Regions from separate parts of the Homo sapiens genome. Here region 2 is linked to region 1. Evidence: chromatin loops called from intact Hi-C (ENCODE). Cell type or tissue: CD4-positive, alpha-beta T cell. All regions are shown on one strand. Links, peaks and the distances in the headings refer to the core of each region. The heading gives the core; the rest is flanking DNA. Region 1 holds the start of ARID5A (AT-rich interaction domain 5A). Region 2 holds the start of CNNM4 (cyclin and CBS domain divalent metal cation transport mediator 4).

The links. Hi-C counts contacts between places; a loop is a spot of excess contacts. Peaks named below come from ENCODE experiments on the same cell type or tissue, not always from the same donor. Only the 100,000 strongest peaks of a DNase experiment are listed, where the experiment ranks them.
Region 2: a loop joins it to region 1, with 8 times the contacts of the local background. A loop is called at or near these places in 19 of 110 quality-filtered maps.

The regions. Positions count from the first base shown.
Region 1 is chr2:96,532,044-96,540,359 of GRCh38, reverse strand. ARID5A (AT-rich interaction domain 5A) reads right to left here and starts at 3,608. Exons shown (of 7, transcript NM_212481.3): 1 at 3,530-3,608. The coding sequence starts at 3,533. LOC105373496 (a long non-coding RNA gene) reads left to right here and starts at 8,054. Exons shown (of 3, transcript NR_135564.1): 1 at 8,054-8,133. RefSeq lists enhancers at 1,287-1,832, 2,050-2,169, 8,011-8,060, 7,769-8,316 and silencers at 2,440-2,649, 3,330-3,689, 8,261-8,316. In CD4-positive, alpha-beta T cell, for the core only: a CTCF peak has its summit at 3,851; DNase peaks (open chromatin) are centred at 1,569, 3,179, 3,699, 8,089 and 2 weaker places; H3K4me3 peaks cover 3,922 bases; H3K27ac peaks cover 3,359 bases.
Region 2 is chr2:96,757,574-96,765,889 of GRCh38, reverse strand. CNNM4 (cyclin and CBS domain divalent metal cation transport mediator 4) reads right to left here and starts at 4,988. Exons shown (of 7, transcript NM_020184.4): 1 at 3,489-4,988. The coding sequence starts at 4,890. RefSeq lists enhancers at 1,223-1,322, 1,643-1,692, 3,763-4,351, 4,231-4,480, 4,352-4,941 and 1 more and silencers at 2,023-2,072, 4,444-4,627, 4,751-5,170. In CD4-positive, alpha-beta T cell, for the core only: CTCF peaks have their summits at 2,034 (motif pointing right), 4,576 and 4,777; DNase peaks (open chromatin) are centred at 2,019 and 5,139; H3K4me3 peaks cover 4,239 bases; H3K27ac peaks cover 914 bases.

The DNA of each region.
Region 1 (8,316 bases), core at 193-8,192:
CGGCAGGGTGCTGGGCAGGAGGATTGCCTGAGGCTCTTCCTGTGCTATGAGTCTGATTTCTTTCCAACTCCATAGCTCCTGTCTGAGTCAAGCTCAACTCCCAGATCCTAAAACTCCAGCACTGAAGATGTTAGTCTGTCACTGCCTCCAGTAGAGGATGCTCCCATAGGTCTACTTGTTCTCAAGTTACATGCTCCACCGACTCAAATCAGTGCCCTGGCTGGTGTGGGCTAGGCATCTCATACAACATTGCATTGCTGAATCTTCCCAGCCATCCAGATATAACAGATATAATGTCTGAGGCTCAGAGAGGTTCAGTAACTTGCCTGGGGCCACAGAGCTTATCCATGGCAGAGCTGGGATTCAGAACCAGGGTAGTCTGACTCCTGAGAGACGCTGATCCCTGAGAGCTAGAGATTTTTTTCTTTCTAATGGGAGCAGGGAGACCTCAAGTTCCTTATCTGTGCTCAGAGGATGCAAACTTGTCCCCTTTCCCCAAGTAGATGTGCAGTTTCCCAGCACATCGCTCCTGTCACTCTGCTAACAAGAGCAGGTCTGTGTTGACTGCTAAGGCATCCAGGCTCAGGGATGGGAGGGGGCTGGTCAGAGAGCTGGGCAGCAGCGGGGAGAGGGGGAGGGCCGGGAAGGGGCATGGCCCCCACACTCTATGAATCAACTTCCCTGGCCTGGGTCGGGGAGGGCCCAGAGGACCCACCATCTTTGAATAAGGGGTGTTATCTCCATAATCTTGAGGAAGGAGGAAAGACCTGTTGATACCTACTGAGATTCCATTTAAAAAACTGCTACCTGTTACCTGAGAGAGTAGGGGGCCAGCTCTGGCCAGGGCCCAACCAACCTGGCGAAGCAAAGGCAGGTATGCAAAGGCAGGAAGGTGAAGGCAGTCGGGCGGTGGTTGAGAGTCACTGAAGACAAACTTAAGATGTCTCACGGGGCTTAGCCAGGACTAGAAGGTAGCTATGGGGCCAGGCAGTGGGTGGATGCGGGGAAGTCAGTGGGCCCCTGCCCTGCCAGACATCAAGCTGGAAGCAGATGAAAGTGGGCCAAGAGGACAGATGGGGCAAGGGGTTCCAGCACTGCATGGCTGCACCTCTTACCAAGTTGGTCACTGGTTCTGTATCTCCCTTTCCCCATCTACAAGATGGGCGTGCTAGACTCAATGTGCCCAATGTTCTCAGCAGAAAAAAGTGAGAAGAGAAAGGAGGCTTCCCCCACAAACCACAGCCAGGCTCAGTGAGAAGATCAGAGGCCTGCCTGTCCTGCTCCCTCCCCAAGGCACCTCGCTGCCCAGCAGGTGCTCCGGAAACATCAGCCTCCTGGGTGCAGGATGAGCGCAATGGACTTACAGACCCCTGTTGCCCAGAGAGGGGCAGTGACTAGTACAAGGCCACACAGCTCTCAAGTTTAAGGGTCTGCTGGAGGCACACACCCCTTTCCTTCTCTCCCTCCCCATCTTTCTGCTGCCCGCCCCACTCACCCTGGGTGTGATGGGAAGGAAGTGACACTTCCTTTCATGAAAAGTCACCGACTGGGAACACTGCGTCAATTACCACAATAATGGTAACAGCAGCCTCAATAACAACCAGCAGACGCCGCCCCGCCCCCTCGGCTGAGGTTGTTGGCTTAAGTTTCTCTAAGCTTGAGCTGGAGCAAAACAAAGACAGCCTTTGAAGCGGCGAAACGGCCGGTCCACTCGGCAGCCCGGGAGCGGCGGCCAGGCCGAGTCTACGCGAGCTTGCTCCAGCAGTTTGGGGAGGGGGGCCTGCCAAGTGTTGAGCTGGAGCCAGCAGTGAGAAGAAACGCGATGGGCCTGGGACCCCCACTCCCTAACAGGGCACAGGTGCAGCTCAAGCCACAGCCCAACCTCAGTACCTCAGCTTGGGGGAGGGCGAGAGAGACAGGGTCTGGGGGCAGCTGAGGCCACAAGAGCCACCAGAGGGTACAGAAAGGGAAGGAGGTGCGGGGGACACTGAATGTGAGGCTACCAACTTCCAAGCCCCATTCTCCCTGTCCCTCTTACCGGGCTCTGGGATGTCCTAAAAGCCCCAGTTCCAGGATGGGACTGTCCCTCCCCACGGAGTCTGGGCCACATTTGGTGGTGACGGACAGTGAGAGCTCCTCAGATGGTTTCGTGTGTTCCCATTTCACCTACGGGGCAGAGGCTCAGAGGTGCCAGTTGACGTCTCTCAACTGTAGAAGCAGATTATCGGAGGCCCTTTCTACCTCTGCCACACCAAGTTCTAGGCCCCAGGCGGGTCCCTAAGGCCTGGATTGGGCTCTGAGCTCTGCTGCGGGGTGAAGCCCTCGAGCCCCGACCTCCCACCCCTCCTGTGCTCTAGCGTTGCCTGTAGGCGCAGTGACGCCACCGTGCGTGTGGGCTCCCACCAGAGGAGCCCGGGTGGGGCAAGAGGCACCTGTTGTCCTCCCCTGGGGCCCGCGGAGCACTCCTTACTGGCCCAAGACTCTGCAAACAAAGGGACACTGGACCCGCAGCGCCTTGGGACCCCCTGGGCCCTCGGGGGTCCTGCACCGCGCAAGCCCCACCACGCCGGCGCTGGGCGGAGGGTGACGCGACCCCAGCCCGGGCGACCCCTAGACACCGCGGAGGGACGGAGCGCGGGCCCGGGTTGGCCCGCAGCTCCCGCCGAGCGCGAAGCCGGGCATCGCCTGCAAGCTCGTAGCCCACGCTCTTGCCCTCTTCCCCTGACGCTCCCCAGCCGCCACCCCGTCCCTTCTGCAGACCGAGGGAAGACAAGGGGACACACAAGGGACAGGAGAGGAGAGCAACCAGGGAAGCGACCCCTCTCCTGTGGGGCTGCGGCGGGTGGGCGGAGAGACAGGAGAGGAAAAGAGAAAAGGGAAGAGAAGGAAGGGGCAGGGGGCGAGAAGCCGGGCTCCCCGGACCATCGGCGCAGCCCGCGGCCGAAAGAGGAACAGTGGATCCTACAAAGCGCATTGAGCAAGTTCTTCACACCCGCGCAGCCCCTTTCAGGAAACGGCGGCCGCAGAGGAAAGGGCCGCGCGCTCTGGACCCGGAGTCTGTGCCCGGCGGCGCCGCGGTTCTGAAACCTGCGGGATGTCACGGGGCGGAGGGGCGGCTGCCGACAGCTGTCACAACAAATTAGCTGAGCCCAGCTCGAGGTGGAAACCGCAGCAGGAAGTGGGACGACAGAGCCGTACCGGGCTCGGCATATTTCAGGCAAGAGACGGCGAAAAGAGTTTCGAGATAAACGCCCGGGAAGCCCCTGGCCGCCAAAACTTTTTGTCTTTCCTTTTCTCGAAGCTCGCGCGGACGCCCAGCCTCACCCCTTCCGCGCCGGCCGGGGAGCGCTGAAGCCGCGGGCCGGGCTCGCTCCCCTTGGCCCGCGCCCCGAAACCCACCCCGGGCCCCTCTCCGCCCCACACAGCGCACCGACTGCCACGAGGGCTGGAGGGGACCCGGCGCCGGCACCTTGAACCTCCCTGCAGGGCCGCCGAGCCCCTGTCCGGGCCGCGCCGCAGAGCCGCTTACCCATGGCCCGGAGAGGTCCCGCGGCGCCCGCCCCGAGACCCTCAGCGCGCGGCTGTCCGGACCCCGCGCTCTCTGAGATACTGGCTCGCGGCGCGGCCCGCCGGCCACCTCCCCGCAGTCCCGCCCCGTCCCGCCCCTGCTCGCCCCACTCCGGGCTCCCATTGGTAAGCCCGGCTTCGTCGCGCGGAGAAGGCGGGGGGCGGGGACCGCCCTTGAGTCCGGGGACCTCTGGGAATTGTAGTGCGCGCCCCTCGCCTCTAGGCTTTCAGACTGGAGCCCCTGGAATAGGCTCCTCACCTAGAGGAGCGGAGGCAGGACCCTCAGTAATCATTGCTGCCTTGTGCCTCAGTTTCCCTGGAGGCAAAACTAGAGCCTTGGAAAAAGCCTCCTTGCTTTCAGCAGAGCACTGAGGACTCTGTGGAGCGAGCAAAGTGCTTCTGACTTTGATTTGAAAGTGGCCCTGTGCATTTCCCAGTCCCCACCTAGCCCAACAAAGAAGGCCAGGTGAGGCCGGGAGCGGCGGCTCACGCCTGGAATCCCTGCTTTGGGAGGCGGAGGCGGGAGGATCACTTGAGCCCAGAAGGTCGAGGCTGCAGTGTGTTTTGATCACACCACTGCACTCTATCCTGGATCCTGGGCAATAGACGGAGACCCTGCCTCAAAAAAAAAAAAAAAAAAAAAAAAAAAAAAAAAAAGGAGAGGTGGTTAGTGTGAGCTAGACAAGGACCAAACTAGTAAATCCTTGGCCTAGGCTCTGTGGCCAGGCCTGCCAGTAATAGTCAATGTCCACACACATAATGCAGACAGAGTGTGGCAGCTACAAGCTGAGTAGTCCAAAGAAGGGGCATGAGTTCAGGCTGTGGGAGGTGGGAATGAGGCCTAGGGCGAATGGAGGCAGGAGGAGGTGCCCAGCCAGCCATAGCAGCAACCTGGACCTGTGCAGGCCAAAGAGGAAGAAATGGAGGCTCAGGGTTTCAGTCTCAGCAGGTGGCTAGCTAGGATGGGAACCCTGTTCCTAGCACATAGAAGCTACACAAAAATCTTTGTTGATGAATTTTAATACTCATAATAGCTCTATGCACTTGACACCATCATTGTCCTCATTTTATAGCGTAAAACTGAGGTCTGAGAGATTAGCTCAAGTAGCACAGCTGGTAGGTGTTGGAGCCAGAGCTAGACCCAGGAAGAGGAGCCCTCATACCCAGGCATCCCCCCACCCGCTTTGCACCCATTACTAACCACTCATCATACTGGTGCCCCTCCTCACACTAAACGAAGGGACCAGGGCTGCAGTTTGGTGAACCTGAAACCCTGGCCCTTACCCTTTGGCCCTGGGATGGAAGATGTCTGCAGGCTCAGTCTAGAGCAGACGACCCTGTGGGCTCTGCAGGATAAATCCCCTGTCTACCTCATAATGGGTTGGCTTGTAAGAGCCAGCACCTGTAGAATTGGTAATAGACACCCAGAACAATCATAATGGTAATTATAACAATGCATCCCACTTTGGCAAGTTTACAAGCCACTTTCCCCTCCAGGAAAGCTAAGGCTGTGGTGGAAGACACTATGATGGGATGCCATCAGGAAGCACCTTTGTACATTCTGGAAGCATTGATTGGCAGGCACTATGCCCAAGGTTGGGGATGGAGCTCTGGATGCAGCCCCCGGGGTCACAATCTAGGCCAACCCCTCACTTGTGGGTTGGATACCCCTAATGACAAGGAACTCACTATCTTATAAGACAGCAGCTCATCCCACCAAGAGTTAGGGTTATTCTGCCATCCGGGCAGCTGGGCACATTCTGACAGACAAGGGCTGTTGTGCAAAGCCTCAGCAAGTCAACACCTGCCTGTGCCAGCCTGGGAACGATAGGATCTAAATTTAATTGCTTCCTGAGGCAACTGTTTGCAATAGAAAGTAATTTACAATGGCCAGTAAATCCTGCAGAAAACAGACATCTCCATTCATCTGGCTAAAAGCATAAACACTTCCATTGCTCAAGCCTCCATCTCACACACCTCCACTCCGGCCCAAAGCCACCCTCCTCTGCACCCTCCAACCACAGGATCCCAGGCCAGGACGCCTCTGTGCCTACAGAGGGGGTCAGCTAGCCCCTCAGTGTCCTGGTGTCTCTCTGTGTGTCTTAATAATAAGAAAAACAAACCATCACTTATAAATAAACACATTCGTCCTGTAAAAACATGCAAGTAAATCAGCCCTCTCTGATGCTACACCAAATCCAGTTCCCTCCCTGCCCCAGAGGTAAAGACCCATCAGATTGGGTGAAGTCTTCCAGAACTTTCCCTATGTGTATTTTCAAAACTATATATGTATCCATGGTATAGAAAAATAGATAGCTTTGTTTTATGTGTGTGTTTAAAGAAACGATACAATTCTCATTGCTCCATTCTGAAACTTGCTTTTTCGATCACCGCTAGATCTTACAGACTTTCCTTGTTGGAACACAGATCTGCTTCTTTGGGAACTGCTGGGCTGTGTGCCCAGCACAGTGTATTTAATCTCCTCTTGATAGCGTTTAATCTTTTTGCAATTACATGAATCCTGCTGAGAACATTATAGACCCCCTTAGAACAGTTCCAGGGCTAAGGAGCTCACAAAGTGTTCCCAGAGACTGAGCTAAAAGCTGCTTTCTAACTCCCACCTCCATGTCCTAGCACCTCTTGTTAGCCCATTTCTAGGAAGAAAATCTGGCCCTGGGGGTGGTTCTCATCCTGGAGCTCTCAGAGATATAGGGACCATTCAAGATCATCTGTCCACCTGGTCTCATTTTAGAAAGGAGGTCACCAGGCCAGAGAGGTTAAGCAAACTGTCCAAAGTCACACAGCAAAATCAGTGCTTTTGTTTCTTCTGGGACCTGCAAACCCATCCAGTGCCCTCAGGAAACAGAATGCACAGCCAGTCTTCTATCCTGGGAAGCTCAGTTCCCAGGCTCAGCAGTTGCCAAAGGCCCCTGGGGGTTTGTTTTCAAAGGAGAAATGAAGTGGGGAAGTATTTTTAACGCGGCCCCGCCCTGCTTGCCTAACTCCTCGTTCCCCGTGCTAGCTGTCCAGGAAAGGCCAGCTTCACAGCAGCATTTGCAACTCATGGAAAACAACAAATGCCCGAAATAGATGATACCCAAGCTCAGGAATGGAAAAAATTGGCTCATGGTTCAAATGCCTCTTTTAGAAAAAGACAAGAATAGCTTTTGGCCTTTGGGGAACTGCTGGGGGTGAAGGAGTGGGGAGGTGGTTGTGAGTCCCAGATCACCAAGGGCCAACTTCCTGCCTGAAAGAGCTTTGGCCACTGTACCCCAGGGCGCGTGTAAACCAGCTTCCCAAGCTTTGTCCACACTGGAAGCTGCATCTGCACCTGGCTCTAGGTTCCCTCCAACCTCCAGCCAATCTGGAAAGATTTCCTGTGTTGGGCCAGGGCTGGGCTGGTTTCCCCTCTCCACCCCACATCTCCCCAGTGTGTCCCAGCAGGGTAGAAACCCATGGTTCTGAACTTCCTGAGCCTGAAGGGTGGAAGCTGAATTCCCCTGGGGGAGGGGAACGGAGGGCAAGGAGAGAAAATTGGGGGTTTCATTCCCACTCAGACACAGCCCAGCTGTGTGGCCTTGGACACTTAACCTGTCAGGGCCTCAGGCCCCTCCCGTGGAAAGCAGGATAATGCTCCACTTATTCAGTCATCCACTCATCCAACATGTGTTGTGTGGTCCTACTATGTGCCAGCACTGAGCTAGACCTGGGATGTAGCCACAACCAGAAAGAAGTCCGTATCCTTGTGGAGCAGAAGATGTGGCCCTTGCCAACCTCACAGGCTACTAAGAATCAGTCCCCGCTCCAGCTACTCAGCCAAGGCCTTGTGCTGAAAGGGGTGAAAATGCCTTGGACCAGGGCGGACCCTAACACACACTGCACCATCTTGCATGGAGTATTTCTTTCAATGTCACTCTAGCCCTCTGAAGTGGGCGCTGTATCTATATCTATCCCCTTATTACAATTGAGAACCAGAGAGTAAGTGCTGGACAAGCCCACAGACTCGTCCACAGACAGGAAGGAGTAAGTTTGGGCTGGGTGAGGGCCAGGCCCTGGTAAGTCCCAGGGTCAGGGTAACTAAAGCTCTGTGTGAGTCTTGACTGGTGCTTAGCACAAAATGCACTGGACAAGAAATCTCTTAAAACCATTGGGTCTCTGTGACACTTTTACTTAAAATAAGGTCTCAACTGACACTTCCACTCTCTGTTGTATGTCAGGTGACCCTTCCATTTGACAGAAGAGTAAACCAAGGCATGTAGAGATTAAATGACCTCTGCCCAGCCACACCCTGCCCATCTCCCACCAAGATGAGGCGGGAGAGGGGCGAGGAGTTGGGCTGGGGATGGGGGCATGACTGGGGCCAGGACAGAACTCCATCTCCCAGGATACCATGCAAAGGGGGCGTGTAGGGGCTGGGCCTCCGCGTAGGCAGGGCTGTAATTTCTTGGTATTTAAAAAAAAAAAAAAAGGAGCAAAAGGAAAGAGAGAAAGAATCGAAGCCTCAAGCGTCACGTCTAGGAATAGCGCTGGAGTCGGGCCAAGTCATTAGAGACGATGAGTAATCTGGTTAAGTCATTTCTCTAAACACCATTCCTTGTAAGAGAATTAAAATATCAGCTTACATCAGAGGGGGAGAGGCAGGCTCCAGAGGCCCAGGCAGGAGCACGGCCAGGAAGGGGGCACGGCTGTTGCGCTCTGCCACTCAGCCCTGCCCCCGGCGGGGGCTGCATGCGGGGCCCTGCCAGCTGA
Region 2 (8,316 bases), core at 281-8,280, 230 kb before region 1:
ATCGGAGGTGGAGGTTGCAGTGAGCCGAGATGGTGCCATTGCACTCCAGCCGGGGCAATGAGAGCGAAACTCCGTCTCAAAAAAAAAAAAAAGAAAGAAAGAAAGAAAGAAAAAAAGAACAGCAAAAAGGCCAGTGGGGCTTGCCAGAGAGTCATCCATTGTTCATTCATTTGTCCAACACTTACTGGAGACCCGTCTCTTTACCAAGCACTGAGTGGTGAAAACACTAAGAAGGCATGGCCTCTACCCTCAAGGAGCTTATAATGCTGGAAAGGGGAAAGAAAGAATACAAAGGCCCTAAAAGAGGATTACTTGTGGGGCAGAAGGACTCTGGCAAAGCTAGGCTCAGGACCCTCACCCAACCTGGGGTGGAGGAGGGTCCAGGACAGACCCTCAGAGAGAGATGCTGGGCTAGACAGTTGCCCCAGCTCTGACTCTGGTGCTGTTAACAATGCCAGCTGAAAGGCTGGGCAGGGTGGCTCACACCGGTAATCCCAGCACTTTGGGAGGCCAAGGCGGGTGGATCACCTGAGGTCGGGAGTTCAAGACCAGCCTGACCAACATGGCGAAACCCCGTCTCTACTAAATAAACAAAATTAGCCAGGGGTGGTGGCACATGCCCGTAACCCCAGCTACTCAGGAGGCTGAGGCAGAAGAATCGCTTTAACCCGGGAGGTAGAGGTTGCAGCGAGCCGAGATTGTGCCATTACACTCCAGCCTGGACAACAAGAGCAAAACTCCGTCTCAAAAAAAAAAAACAACAACAAACAAACAAATAAAACAATGCCAGCTGTTCTAACTTTGCTCACTTGTTTCTCTTAGCAAAAAAAAAAAAAAAAAAAAAAAAAAAAAAAAAAAAAAAAAACCATTCCCAACACCAGACTCCTAAACTCTTTTTTTTTTGAAACAGAGTCTTGCTCAGTCGCCCAAGCTGGAGTGCAGTGGTGCGATCTGGGCTCACTGCAACCTCTGCCTCCCGGGTTCAAGCGATTCTCCTGCCTCAGCCTCCTGACTAGCTGGGGCTACAGGCATGTGCCACCACGGCTGGATAATTTTTTGTATTTTTAGTAGAGACGGGGTTTCACCATGTTAGCCAGGATGGTCTCAATCTCCTGACCTCGTGATCTGTCCGCCTCGCCCTCCCAAAGTGCTGGGATTACAGGCATGAGCCACCGCGCCTGGCCAAGAAACTCTTAAATTGCAGATGTACACTAGGTGTGTGCTGTGTCCTGGGTAATCTCAGACTAAGAAGGTGGACGCCAGATTGGAAGGTCTGGAAGAGGCCACGCTGCAGGGAACCCGGTGTGCAATGAGTTAAAACTGGTTTTCCAAGACCTCTGAGAATGGGGAAGTAAGTGATGGCATAAAGCCGCAGGGCCTGTTCATTTGTCGGGGGTGGGTAGAGAGGGGGGACTATCACCATCTCCAGGGCGGCCTGCTGTGCTGGGCAGCCTGTGTGCAGTTCCCTGGGTTTACCAGCACTGCTCCAGGGCTTGGCCTCAGGCTACTGGCCTCTGTTAAGCAGAGTTTCCCGGAGTAAACTGAACCTGGGGACTCTGGCTCAGCAGAGCTCTGCTACGGCCTAAGAGATGCTAGCTCTGTTTTCCCAACTTAATGAAAGGGCACTTGACAAGACAGAGCCCAAAGACAGCCCTCTCAAGACCCAGGAGGCTCCAACCCAAGAGAGCTCAGCCCTGCTGATCAAGACTGGGAGACTGGTCAGACCAATCCATACTGGTTGGATCCAGATTCCAAATGAACTGATGGGAAGGTGCTACTGGGTGTGTCACAAACCATAGTCCCAAACACCACAGAGGCAGTGAGGAGGAAGTTGCCCTGGAGGGTCCTAATCAGGTTCCCAACTAAGCAATAGGAGAAGTCTTCAGGTCCCAAGGCTTAGGGTGGGGGTGGGGCACAGATCCTCACTGCTTTTCTGTCCCAGGCTCGGGTACCTGGGAAAACCTGATTCCTGGGTCTGCACTCCCAAAGCCGCCCCCACCCCCACCCCACCGCAGCCTCTGCCTTCACCACTAGGGGTCTGTCTCTCCAGTCTCTGCAGGGAGGCCACCTTCCCTGGGGCTCTCCCAGACTCTGGCTTACTTTACTCAAGTGGTCCTCAGCTCCGATACTAAGATTCAGTCTGTTGAACTTAGGAGGGTACCAACCCACCACCCTGGCCCTGACCCCAGCATCTTTTCAGACCAAACCTGGCAAAGCCAGCTCCTCCCTATCCCACTCCAAAGCTGTCCTCCACTCTCCGTTACAGAAACACCTGCCAGCTCACTCCCTGCTAGGATTCCGAAGTCCCTCCAAGCCCTAGGTCGGCCTGAGCAGCCTCAGCCAGTAGGAGCTCTCCTATGGGAATGAAGGCTGGGAGCATGTTTAGAAAGCAAAGTCCCCAAGTTTAGGATGAGCCCCTCACCCCCATTCCTTTAAAAAAGAGCTTCCCTTTCTGCCTCCTCACTTCCTTCAGCCTGGGAGGGTTCCACTCCATAATTGGCTTGTTTACTGCCACTTTGAGGGTTTCTGAATGGCAGAGATGGGAGGAAAATTTTGCTGGAAGAAAAGGAGTGTGTGCCTTGAGCTTTGAGGCTGATGAGTAAACCCTCCAAATGCCTCTCTAACTACCTGCGAAATGGCCAAGAACCCAGGTGAGAAAAAAACACAAGGCAGTGCAAGGCAGCTGAAGATTTCCAGCAGACCACTGGAGGGAAGCTTACGCTGGCGCCACAATTACCAAAACTTAATCTGCTTGCTTCTGCTGAATAGTCGAAAGCGCTACTTGGCATTGTTCTGAGAAGCGAGCCAATTAGAGACCTCCCAATTCTGCTTCTGTGGGCTAGCACCTCCAGTAACATGACTCCCCTGCTCAAAAACCTGTAGCTCCCAAGCTGGGAGCAAACTTAGCGTCCACCACCGGGCCCCAAACTACTCCAGCCATTGACCACTAAGCATCAGAGCCACTATACCCACCAAACAGGACCACCTGCTGGGCCACAAGCACACTTTTGCTTCTCCACTCCGGTTCTCTGCTTGCGGGGTTCCCTCTGCCTCAAGCAGCAAGCCTCTCTACCTTTTAAGATTCTCCTCAAATGCTCCTTCCCCTGTGGATTCCCCAATTTCCCAGCCCCTTCCTGACTCCACCCCATACTCTAAATCTCCATCGCCCTGGCCTCTTTTCAGGCATCTGTCTTACTCTGTCTTGCTTCAATAGCTCCCTGAGGTCTTGCTCCAGCCCTCCAAGGGAGCGAGTATGTCTTATTCAGCTTTGATTCATCAGGAGCACACAGCACACTACCTGGCAGACGGCAGACACTTGAGAATGGGTCTACCGCTCCAAAATCGTTCACCTCAGAAGCATAGGAAGCGATAGGCAAAGGGACACAGAGTCACACAAACAGAACACTAAAGCCAGCAGACACAAAACACGCCAGGGGAAAAGAGGCGTCAAGAGGAAATTGAACCAGGGGAACTACATCTGGCCTTACCCTTCTTGAACTCCTCCAGCATGGCATCCAACTTGGTGTCATGGAAGACAAAGTGCACCGGGTGGTTATAGAAGCGAGTGATAGTCTTGAGGGGGGTGCAGTCATCGGGGTCCACAAAGGCCAAGTCTTTGACGTAGAGAATATCTACAATATTGGACTGCTCGTCTTCGAACACCGGGATGCGAGTATAGCCGCTTTCCATTATCTCCGACATGGTGTTGAAGTCCAGGATGGCATCGCTGCGGATCATGAAGCAGTCCTGGAGCTGGGTCATGATATCCTCTACAGTTTTGGTCCGTAGTTCCAGGGCACCCTGGATCATATTGAGCTCCTCTTTCACGAGGTCATTATAGGGCTCCGTCACCTTCAACATCTCCATCAGCTTCTCCCGGTTGTAAACAGTGCGAATCTCCTGGCCCAGAAAAAAGTCCAGGAGCTTGCTAATGGGAAAACTGAGGGGGAAGGTGAGTAGCATAAAGAATTTGGTGAGAAGGATGGTGTTGGCACCCACAGCCAGCCCATGTCGGGAGCACAGGGCCTGAGGTAGGATCTCCCCAAAGATGACAATGCCAATGGTGGAGGAGGCCACCGCCATGAGGCCGGACCCGATGAGGTTGTCTAGAAGGATTGTGAGGGAGGTGTTGACCAGCACGTTCCCTAGGAGCAACGAGCAGAGAAGGTAGTTGCCCTTGCGCCGGATGGGCTCAATCTTGCGGGCATAGCGCCTCTCCTTCTCGGTGCCACAGTTCTGCACGATGCGCAGCTCCATGGGGTCCAGGGCCATAAGCCCGAGGTTGAGGCCAGAAAATATGCCCGACAGCACCAGCAGCACCGTAATTAGGAGAATGTGCAGCCAGAGAGGCAGGAACCTCCCAGGCTCCTCCACCATGAAGAGCAGTGAGTCCTTGTCCGTCCACTTCAGCCAGGGCCCGTCGGGCTGGGCCCGGGTGCACAGTGCATACAGCTTCATGCTCTCGCTCCTCCGGAGGAACTTGGTGAGCACCACCAGCACGCCGGACGTGTTCCCGCGGCTCACGTTGACCAGCTGCTGGACGACCAGGTCCTTGGTGAGCTCGAGGCAGCTGGTGGACTTGTGGAGGGTCTCGGCATCGTCCACCTCGGTGAAGGAGATCAGGTTGCTGGAGATGTTGCCCAGGCTGTAGCCGTACAGCCTCAGGTTCACGGTGCTGCCCTCGGACACGAAGATGATGCCATCCGGGTTCGTCCCACACGACTTGTTGCAGCTCGCCAGCCTCATGCCCACGATCGTGCCCTGCTGGGGGCTGCCCTGGCCCCGGGCCCCCAGCGCCCACAGCAGCACCAGCAGCACCGGCGCCGCCAGGAGGAGGCGCCCGCGGGCCGGTCCGCCGACCGGGCGCCCGCCCCCGCCCACCGGCGCCATGTTGCTCTGGCTCTGCCGCCGCCGCCGCTCCCCGCGCCACGCCGCGCGGCCCCGGTCCGCACCGCAGCTCCGGCCGCTCCGCTGCCGCCGAGCCAACTGCCCGGGCCGCGAGCCTGACGTCAGGTCAGCGCCCCGCCCGCCCCGCCCCGCCTGCCCACGCCCCTCATTTGCATTGGAGGCCCCGCCCCCGGGGCTCGCTGCTTGAGCGCCCGCCCTTAAGGGGGTACAGTCGCTTAAGGTGGAGCAGCGCCGCCGCGCGAGAGCCGCCAGCGGGTACCCGCCCAGTGCTCCGCCTCCGCGCCCTTCCCCGCCTTTCTCTGCCAGTGGGGCCAGCTCTCCTTCTCCGGGACCTGGTCTCCTAGCTACGCCGTTCCTGTTCCTCGGCCTCGCACGGCCGCACGTGGGAGGCTCCTCTCCCGTCCCTCACCTGCAGCTAGGGGTGGCCCGCTCTGCAGGCAGGGCGAGAAAAGTGCTTTTCCTGATGTAGAAAAAGAAAAAGGAAACCTGAGGGCTTAGGCTGGCATTGCAGCCTGCCCCTTGGAGACTTTTCTGGCCTCCTCACTGCTGAGATTTTTGCCGACCTTGTCCTAAGGCCAGAAGTAGGTTACCCCAGCCCCAGCCCCAGCCCGACGATGCTTCCATCAACCAGTGGCTGCCTGATGTGGAAGGCAAATCTGGGGAACTAAGGTTATAGAAGGGGCAGGCTCTGGCCTAGACTTCTCTCCTGTCTCTTCCATTTAGGCATAGATATTTATTGAACACCTACTTTGTACCAGGCACTTGTTCTAGGCTCTGACAATAGAGCAGTGAACAAGCCAAAGTCGCTGCCCATTGGGGTTTACAGTCTAGAACAGAAAACAGGAGATAAACAAGTAAACACATATATTCATTAAATCCCCCCAACAACCCTCAGAGTTAGTAGAATTATTTCCATTTAGAGATGCAGAAATTGAGCCGAGACAAAAATCCTGGTGCCTCCATACTGTCATCTCCCAGCCCATTTCTCCATCTGTAAATGGGGGTAAGAATGACAGAGCATTACTTCGCTAAGCTTGCGGGATTGTGGACCTAGACATTGAACATGACAGGACAGCTCTTTAGAATATTCTTTGGCTAGGTAGTAGTTGTTGCTACCTGCCTTCCAGGACCAAACTCCTAACCCCAAATTGTGGTGATTGATCAGCTGGGCAGCTGCTTGTGGACATGAGCAGGCAGGCGCGGCAGTGGGCCTATCCCTGAAATGACTGCTTCCTGAATGGCCCTAGCCCTGTGTCAGTAGGGTGTATAAGGAAGACCACAGCTGCCCGCCCTGTGAGGGGGAAGAAGACAGACAGATAAACATCCTTACAATAATTGCACAGGTGCACAGAGAAGATCAGGTACTGGGTTGACCACCAGGTCTCACAGCAAATCTTTTGCCAGTACTGAAGACACAGAACCCACTTTACTCCCTTCCCGCACTGACACTTGTATTTATTTTCATTTTGGTGTAATGTTTGCTAATAAAAGCAGCAATCAGTACCAAACGGAAGGAGCCTAAACAGAAAGGATCACACAATGTTGTGGGAGGAGGTGTGGTAGCAGAGAGGCCCTGACTCAAGAAAGCCCTGTTAGCTGGGATTGAGGGTTCTGTAAACTAGGCCAGCCTGGAGAAGTATGTTGCTAGTAGGGGCCCCACTCATAGCGGATACTTTGCAGTGAGTGCCCAGCAGGTCAGTTTTTTCGAGGAATAGGAGCCTTGGAATGGGCACTGGCTGAGACAGAACAAAAGCAGAACCTTGACTGCCTGTTCCTTCCCTGTCTCCACCAACCAGGAAGAGCTACCTGAATTGCCTCAAAGCAAACCCAGCTCTCCTCATCTCCTAGTGAGCTGTAACACCAGCGCCCTGCTCCACCCCTACCCCCACCTCCCATACTTAGAAACTTTCCCATTCTATTATCAATCAATTGGCTATTTTTTCCCTTTTTCTTATGATTTTATTTTTTTCTCTATTATGTCTTTTTTCTGCTTAAGTACGAATTGGCTCCTTTTATTTTACCCTTTTCAGGCTGTCTACACTCAGAAGCTCTGTTCATATGCACTGAGTCTAATGACAGAAGCCAATAAAGAAAAGGAAAAATAAGTTTTTTAGATATTTAGGTTAAATGTGGGATTACCAGCTTGGGCAACATAGCAAAAACTCATTTCCACTAAAAATTTAAAAAATAAAAAGTTAGCTTGGCATGATGGTGCACACCTGTAGTCCCAGGACCTTGGGAGGCCAAGGCGGGCAGATCACCTGAGGTCAGGAGTTCAAGACCAGCCTGGCCAAGATGATGAAACCCCGTCTCTACTAAAAATACACAGTTAGCCAGGTGAGGTGATGCACGCCTGTAGTCCCAGCTACCCGGGAGGCTGAGGCAGGAGAATCACTTGAACCCGGGAGGCGGAGGTTGCAGTGAGCCGAGATCACGCCACTCACTCCAGCCTGGGTGACAGAGCGAGACTCCATCTCAAAAAATAAATAAATAAATAAATAAATAAATAAATAAATAAATAAAAATAAAAAGATAAACACAGTATCACTTGTTGGAGAAGGCACACGGGGCCCAGGCCGAAGTCCAGGTTCATTTGCTGCCAGCTTGCAACCCTGGTTAGGGAGTCTGCCTTTTCTGCATCTGCCATGTCGAAATACCTCTCCCACCGTAGGGACAGCATGGAGATAGCAGTCTATTAACATGCTGAGTCAGGAAGCTTGGATGCATGTGTGGCTCTCTGTTAGCCAGGCGGTGAGAATGGCAGAAAGCAAACGTGCAAGCGAGGAGCCTCTCTCCTTTGGGGGCAGATAAAGGCATGATCAAACCTGTTTTCTCTGCCTCAAGGTGGCAAGTCCTTACTTACCTAGTTGCTTCTATTTGCAAGTAGAAATTGCCCAGAGGAGTCCTGATCCTGGACCCCTGAGCATGTAACAGCACCCTAGTCATGAGATCCTTGGAGCTCACTGCTTCTTTCCAGGTGTAAGCCCTATGGCAACATGGCTACACCTCCCATAATTGAGCCCACTCCCTTCTGGTTCTGTGCAGGGAAACAGTCTTAAAGGCTTAGTGCCCCTTCACTTGTACCTGGCATCATGCTGATGCTGGAGATCCGATGATGAACAAGGATCCTGAATTAGTAACCTGGGATCTAATCCTCCCAGGCTAGCTTCTTAGCCCTCTTCACCCTCTGGGTCTCCAAGATGGGGTGCTGCTGGCAGAGGAGCTGCTGGCAGAGAAGCTGCTGGCAGAGAAGCTGCCCTTCCGCTAGTGGGGCTCAGAGCCTGAGGCCTGCCCTGGCCCCACAATGGGTAGAATCCCTCTGGGTGCACCGTGGGCCCCGGGGTTGGAGAACCTGGTTGGGGACCATGAGACATCTTTTCAGGGTGAGCTATGCCCGTCGTCAGTACA